Linked DNA regions of Homo sapiens: region 1 is linked to region 2. A link is an interaction called in ENCODE POLR2A ChIA-PET data of the cell type or tissue named here. Cell type or tissue: A673. All regions are shown on one strand. Each heading gives the region's core, and the rest is flanking DNA. Links, peaks and the distances in the headings are about the cores only.

What was found. Peaks named below come from ENCODE experiments on the same cell type or tissue, not always from the same donor. Only the 100,000 strongest peaks of a DNase experiment are listed, where the experiment ranks them.
Region 1: POLR2A ChIA-PET joins it to region 2 with 17 read pairs; 2 of 35 experiments call an interaction of 5 or more read pairs at or near these places.

Annotation. Positions count from the first base shown.
Region 1 is chr1:15,315,758-15,318,666 of GRCh38, reverse strand. FHAD1 (forkhead associated phosphopeptide binding domain 1) reads right to left here. Exons shown (of 34, transcript NM_001391957.1): 9 at 2,200-2,289; 10 at 739-843. LOC124903852 (a long non-coding RNA gene) reads left to right here. Exons shown (of 2, transcript XR_007065481.1): 2 at 1,258-1,823. Among named protein-coding and RNA genes, the nearest start is that of FHAD1-AS1, 27 kb to the left of the region's middle. In A673, for the core only: no CTCF peak of the experiment used is centred there; no DNase peak of the experiment used is centred there.
Region 2 is chr1:15,260,289-15,263,197 of GRCh38, reverse strand. All of the region lies in intron 2 of FHAD1 (forkhead associated phosphopeptide binding domain 1), which reads right to left. Among named protein-coding and RNA genes, the nearest start is that of FHAD1, 15 kb to the right of the region's middle. RefSeq lists an enhancer at 1,577-1,636 and a silencer at 1,411-1,705. In A673, for the core only: no CTCF peak of the experiment used is centred there; a DNase peak (open chromatin) is centred at 1,727.

The sequences.
Region 1 (2,909 bases), core at 294-2,793, 55 kb before region 2:
TTTATTTATTTTTAATTAAATTTTTTTTTTTTTGAGACGGAGTCTTGCTCTGTCGCCCAGGCTGGAGTGCGGTGGCACGATCTCAGCTTGCTGCAACCTCCACCTCCCAGGTTCAAGTGATTCTCCTGCCTCAGCCTCCTGAGTGGCTGGAATTACAGGCCTCCGCCACCACATCTGGCTAATTTTTGTATTTTTAGTAGAGACGGGGTTTCACCACATTGGCCAGGCTGGTCTCGAACTCCTGACCTCAGGTGATCCATCTGCCTCAGCCTCCCAAAATGCTGGGATTACAGGCGTGAGCTACCGGCTTTAATTTAAATGTAAATAGCCATGCGCGGTTAGTGGCTACTGTTATGGATAGCGCAGGTCTGGAGTATGCAATACAATTTTTTTTCCCATGATGGGAAGGGACATTAAAATAATTAAGCAACACGAAACTCAAAACTGGGATTGGGAGGCCAGAGGTGGGTCTCATTACCAAAAAGCAAGAAACAGTTTTAGAAGGCAGTGAGGAGTAGTGGGGTTACTCACAGGGGCCTTGGAGTCAGACCAACCTGGGTTCAAGTCCTGCCACAACTACTTTATGCAGTGAACCTGGTCCCTGTCCCTGTGTGAGCCTCAGTTTTCTCAGCTGTAAGAAGGGTTAATACCAGCATAGTCCACTTAGAGGACTAACAGGGATGATGAGTGGGGAGCTACCGCCCACACCACTCTCTGGGCCTGTTGTCCACTACGTACCTTGCTTTTTTCTCTCAGAGTCCTAGAGATCACGCTTTGTTCAGTACAACTCTTCCTCAGCTCTGCCCTAAGCTTCTTCATTTCTTTCTCCATGTCTTGGATTTGCTGAAAAAGTTTCAACAAGAGTGAACCTCCCTGATGGGGGCAGGAGCTGCCTTCTTGGCTGAGAGGTCTGAGCCCTCATCATCCCCTGGCATCCCATCCATTAAGGTGGAAACCTTGTCTGGTATCAGCTTATTTAATTCCTTCTCCTGGAGGAAGGTTTTACATCTCTCAGCAAAATAGACTTTATTTTTCGACTGATATATTAAAAGTTCTGGATAAAGGAAATTAGTTTCTTTTGGAAGTCAGTACAGCTCCTGGATTAAGGACTACAGGACACCCATCAACTCACTTGAAACCCTGCTCTTGGGTTATATTTTTGAGTTCAATCTAAAGGGCCAACTGTTTGGAAGACTCAACAGGCAAGGTCTGGAAGAACGGAACAATGAAATGTTTTTTCTTTTTTGTTTGAGGCAGAGAGTAAAATGTTCCTGGCCTGGAGGAACGGTGCTGGCGTGGGGAAGAGCAAGTTGGAGAAGCTGAACTTCCCGAGTGGAAAACGCACACCTGGTGATGTGCAGGGTGGATTCGGAGGGCGTCAGGAATACACCTCCTTTGACTTTTAATGGTCTTATTTTCATTGTATTTATTTTTATGGTTACCTTCTACATAAGGCAAATAACTTTTTCTTTTTTTGAGACAGAGTCTCGCTCTGTTGCCCAGGCTGGAGTGCAATGGCACGATCTCGGCTCGCTGCAACCTCTGCCTCCCGGGTTTGAGCAATTCTCCTGCCTCAGCCTCCCAAGCAAGCAACTGGGATTACAGGCACCCGCCACCATGCCCAGCTAATTTTTTTGTATTTCAGTAGAGACGGGGTTTCACCGTGTTCCCCAGGCTGGTCTAGAACCTCTGAGCTCAGGCAATCCACCCACCTTGGCCTCCCAAAGTGCTAGGATTACAGATGTGAGCCACTGCCTTGTTTTGTTTTTACAAGTGGGTGTTAAATAGTTGTGTTTAAATAAAAATACTTCAGGAAGTGTCAACAATGGTGCCTGTGGCTAGGATAAAACTTGGGACAGTGGAATACATGTTTGGGAGTCACAGGTCAGGGGTGGGGCAGGGGACCATGTGGTGGCCAGCTGGCCAGCCTCCTGTCCCTGTCCCCGGTCTCAACCCCAACCTGGCCCCAGGGGAAACCCTTGAGGGAGCTAGAGCCAACTGCCCAGGGAATCCTGGGGCCCCTTCACCCATCTCTTTCTTGCAGAAGCAGCAGATCAAAGAGCAATGAGACTATGTTAAACAAGCAAGCACAGAGCCCCAGAGCTTCATGCTTAGTGATGGCCCAGGATCCCACCAAGAACCTCAAGGTCAAACTCTGTTTTTTCTGGTGGTACCTACAAAGGAGGAAGCTCAACTCACGGTTTTGCAGAGTTTTAACTCTTTCTCCTGGGCTTCCCTGAGCTCCCTGTGAGCATCTTCCTGTTTTAACTCTTCCTTTAGCACCGAGCACTGTGGAGAAAAGGGCAACACAGAAAGAGGCCAACGTTGGCCAGGTAGGGTTGTCGGGGGAAGGAGGGGCTCCAAGGCCCCATGTGAGCCCCTGAGAGCATTTCCTGCTGTTTCCATCCAGTCACGCACTGAGATCCCAAAAGGCATCCCATGGTGTCTGACGGGCACACAGGATCCCAAAGCTGTTCCTGCTTCTCCACTCAGGAAATCAGAGGAATAAAGCCACTACTCTCATCTTCAAAAGCCAGCAATCTAAACCACAAGGAAAATCCAGCTTTGGAGAGTCTGTGCTGAGGAATAAACACGGATGTCCTTGGAGGGCCACTAGCGAGCCTGGACGGCTCTCAGTGCTTCATGCAATTCACTCCTCCAAGACACCACTGCCCTGGGAGCGGCGGTGAAAATGGAACAGCCGTTCTGGAGGGCAATTTGGCAACGGGCATTAAGAACATATATAATGGGCCTCCTTTTTGACCCAGAAATTCTGCTTTAAGAATGTATAAGGACAATGGCTGGGCAAATCAGCAAGTCTGTAGGTTCAGGGATGTTTTTGAGAGTATTGTTAGCCATAGTGAACAAAAAGGAAATACCCGGCTGGGCGCGGTGGCTTGCACCTGTAA
Region 2 (2,909 bases), core at 289-2,788:
TCCATGATATATAAAGAACCCCACAACTCAACAGTAACAAAACAAAAATAACCCTATTAAAAAATGTGCAAAGGATTTGAATGGACTTTCTCCAAAGAAGATACACAAATGGCCAACAAGTATATGAGAAGAATGCTCAAGATCACAAATCATTAAGAAATTCAAATCAAAACCACAAGGAGATACCACTTTGCACCCTTTAGGATGGCTACTATAAAAACACAGAAAATAAGTGTTGGCGAGGACGTGGAGATGTTAAACCCTCGTGCACTGTGGCTGGGAATGTAAAATAGTGCAGCCACTGTGGAAACAATATTGTGGTTCCTCAAAAATGTAATAATAGAATTACCATATGATCCGGCAATGCCACTTCTGGGTATATATTCAAAAGAATTGAAAGCAGGGTCTCAAAGAGACATTTGTACAGTCGTGTTCCTAGCAGCATTATTCACATTATTCACAGTAGCCAAATGGTGAAAGCAACCCAGGTGTCCATGGACAGACAAAAGATAAACAAAACGTGGTCCATCCAAACAATGGATGTTATTTAGCTTTTAAAAGAAAGGAAATTCTGCCACAACGTGGATGAACCTTGAGAACATATGCTGGTGAAATAAAGCAGTCACAAAATACATGTTGTGGCTCACACCTGTAATCCCAGCACTTTGTGAGGCTGAGGTAGGAGGATTACTTGAGCCCAGGCGTTAGAGGCCAGCCTGGAAACATAGTGAGACCTCGTTTCTAGCTCTCCTACTTCCTAGTGGGGTGACCCTGGGCAAGTGATCTATTCCCTTGGGACCTCAGTTTCCTCATCTGTAAACAGAGATAATAGCAGAATGGCCCTTATGGGTTTGTGGTGAAGAATAAATGAAACAGTATATATAAAAAGCACTTAGAAGAGTATTTTAGCCCAATAGCAGGTGTTAAAATGTTCACTATTATGCGCAGAAGGATGGGCTCTGCACTTAGAAAGCTCTGAGTTCAAGTCCCACCTCTGCTGCATTCCTGCTGTGCAGCCTGGGACAAGTTTCTTTGCCTCTCTGAGGCTGCTTCCTATGCTGCAAAAATGAGTGTGATAAGCTCTACCTCAAAGGACTGACAAAAGATACTATTTGGCAAAATTTTCAGTGTGGTGGGATAACATTTTTGAAATTAACTGGTGTGTGTGTGTGTGTGCGTGTGTGCTAAAAACACAGGGGCTTGCTATGTTGCCCAGGCTGGAGTGCAGTAGCTATTTCCAGGCACCATCAAAGCATAATACAGCCTTGAACCCCTGGGCTCGAGTGATCTTCCTGCCTCAGCCACCCAAGTGCCTGGGACGACAGGCACCTGTGTGTATCAAATCATATTTCTTTTTACCTTTTGGTCCTTGGCCATCCTGCGCCCCCACTGTGACCCCTGTCACTGCCTCAGGAAAGGGATGTAATGCAGAAACAGAACAAGCTGGGGTTTTCAAAGGAATAGGGATATGAGGAAATGGCCAGGGCTCTGGTAAGACTGTGAGTCTGGGAGCAGAGGGAAAGAGGAAGTTTGTCGGCTTCCCTCCTGTCAATCAGAGCCTTGCTCAGCTTCTCTGGGAGAGTCTTGAGAAGCAGGCAAGTCCCCGAGAAGACGCTGTTTCAGGCGGTATCTCTGAGAGCTCCCCAGAATCAGTGCTACTCTGAGAGAGGGAGGGGAGAGTTCCGAGAGTCCTGTGTAATGGAGTCTGTGACAGTTCCCCTCGGTGCACTGACGGCTCGAAAGAACCTTGAGCTGAGACAGCAATGCGTGCCCACTTGCTAGGCACTCATGATAGAGCAGCGATTAGTCATCCTCGTGTCCACACCCCCGTTCCGGAAGTCCTCTTTTCCTGAAGCTTCTTGTCCCTGCACGGTCCCAGACAGCCTGACTATGAATCCCACCCTCTGTGCCCGTCATACGTGACCTTGGGCAGGCTCCTTAGTCTGTCTGTGCCACAACTTCCTCATCTGTAAAATGGGGGAAGGGAGATCCCTAACTTGTAGGGTTGCTGAAAGGATTAACCGAGTTAATACACACAAAAGTGCAAACAACAGTGCCTGGCACAAAGTAAACCCACAATAACACAAATGATAGCATCATCCTCTTGGCTCATCCACCATCTTTCTCCACTGTCCCTGGCAGTGACCCTACTGATTCCTCTGAAAAGCTCTCAACATCCCATATTATCGCTTCCCTCTCTATGGCCAGAGTCCAAGCAAGAGATGGTAATAACTGTGATTGGCAGAATGGTCCCACAAAGGTGTCCGTGTCCTAATCCCTGGAACCCGTGAGTGTGCTGCTGCCTTACATGGCAAAGGGATGGTGCAGAAGTGATAACGATGACTCATCTTGAAACAGGGAGGTTAACCTGGATTATCCAGAGGGGGCTAATCTAACCACGTGAGCCCTTAAAAACAAAGAACTTTCTCTGGCTGGAGTTGGAGAGATGAGTCAGACGGGGAGGTCAGAGAAATCTGAAGCATGAGAAAGACTAGAACCATTGTTGCTGGTTTTGAAGATAAAGGGGCCCTGAGCCATGCGGGATTGGGAGGCCTCTGAAGCTGAGGCTGGCCTCCAACCGATGGCCAGTGAGGACACAGAGGCCTCGGTTCTATAGCAGCATCGAGCTAAATTCTTCCAACAGAGTGGGGCTAGAAGCAGACGATTCCCTGGAGCCTCCAGCCAAGAGCCCAGGCGGCCAACACTTTGATTTTGGCCTTGAGTGACCTGGGGCAGAGGAACCAGCTGAGTCCACTCAGACTTCTGACTTAAGGAACTGTGAGATAATAAACACTCATTGTTATAAATAGAAAACGAATACAATAACCAAAATGTACTGTAGTATTAACCACCTGCCAGGCACTGTCCTAAGCACTTCATGGTAATTCAGTCTCGTAACACAGTTCCCC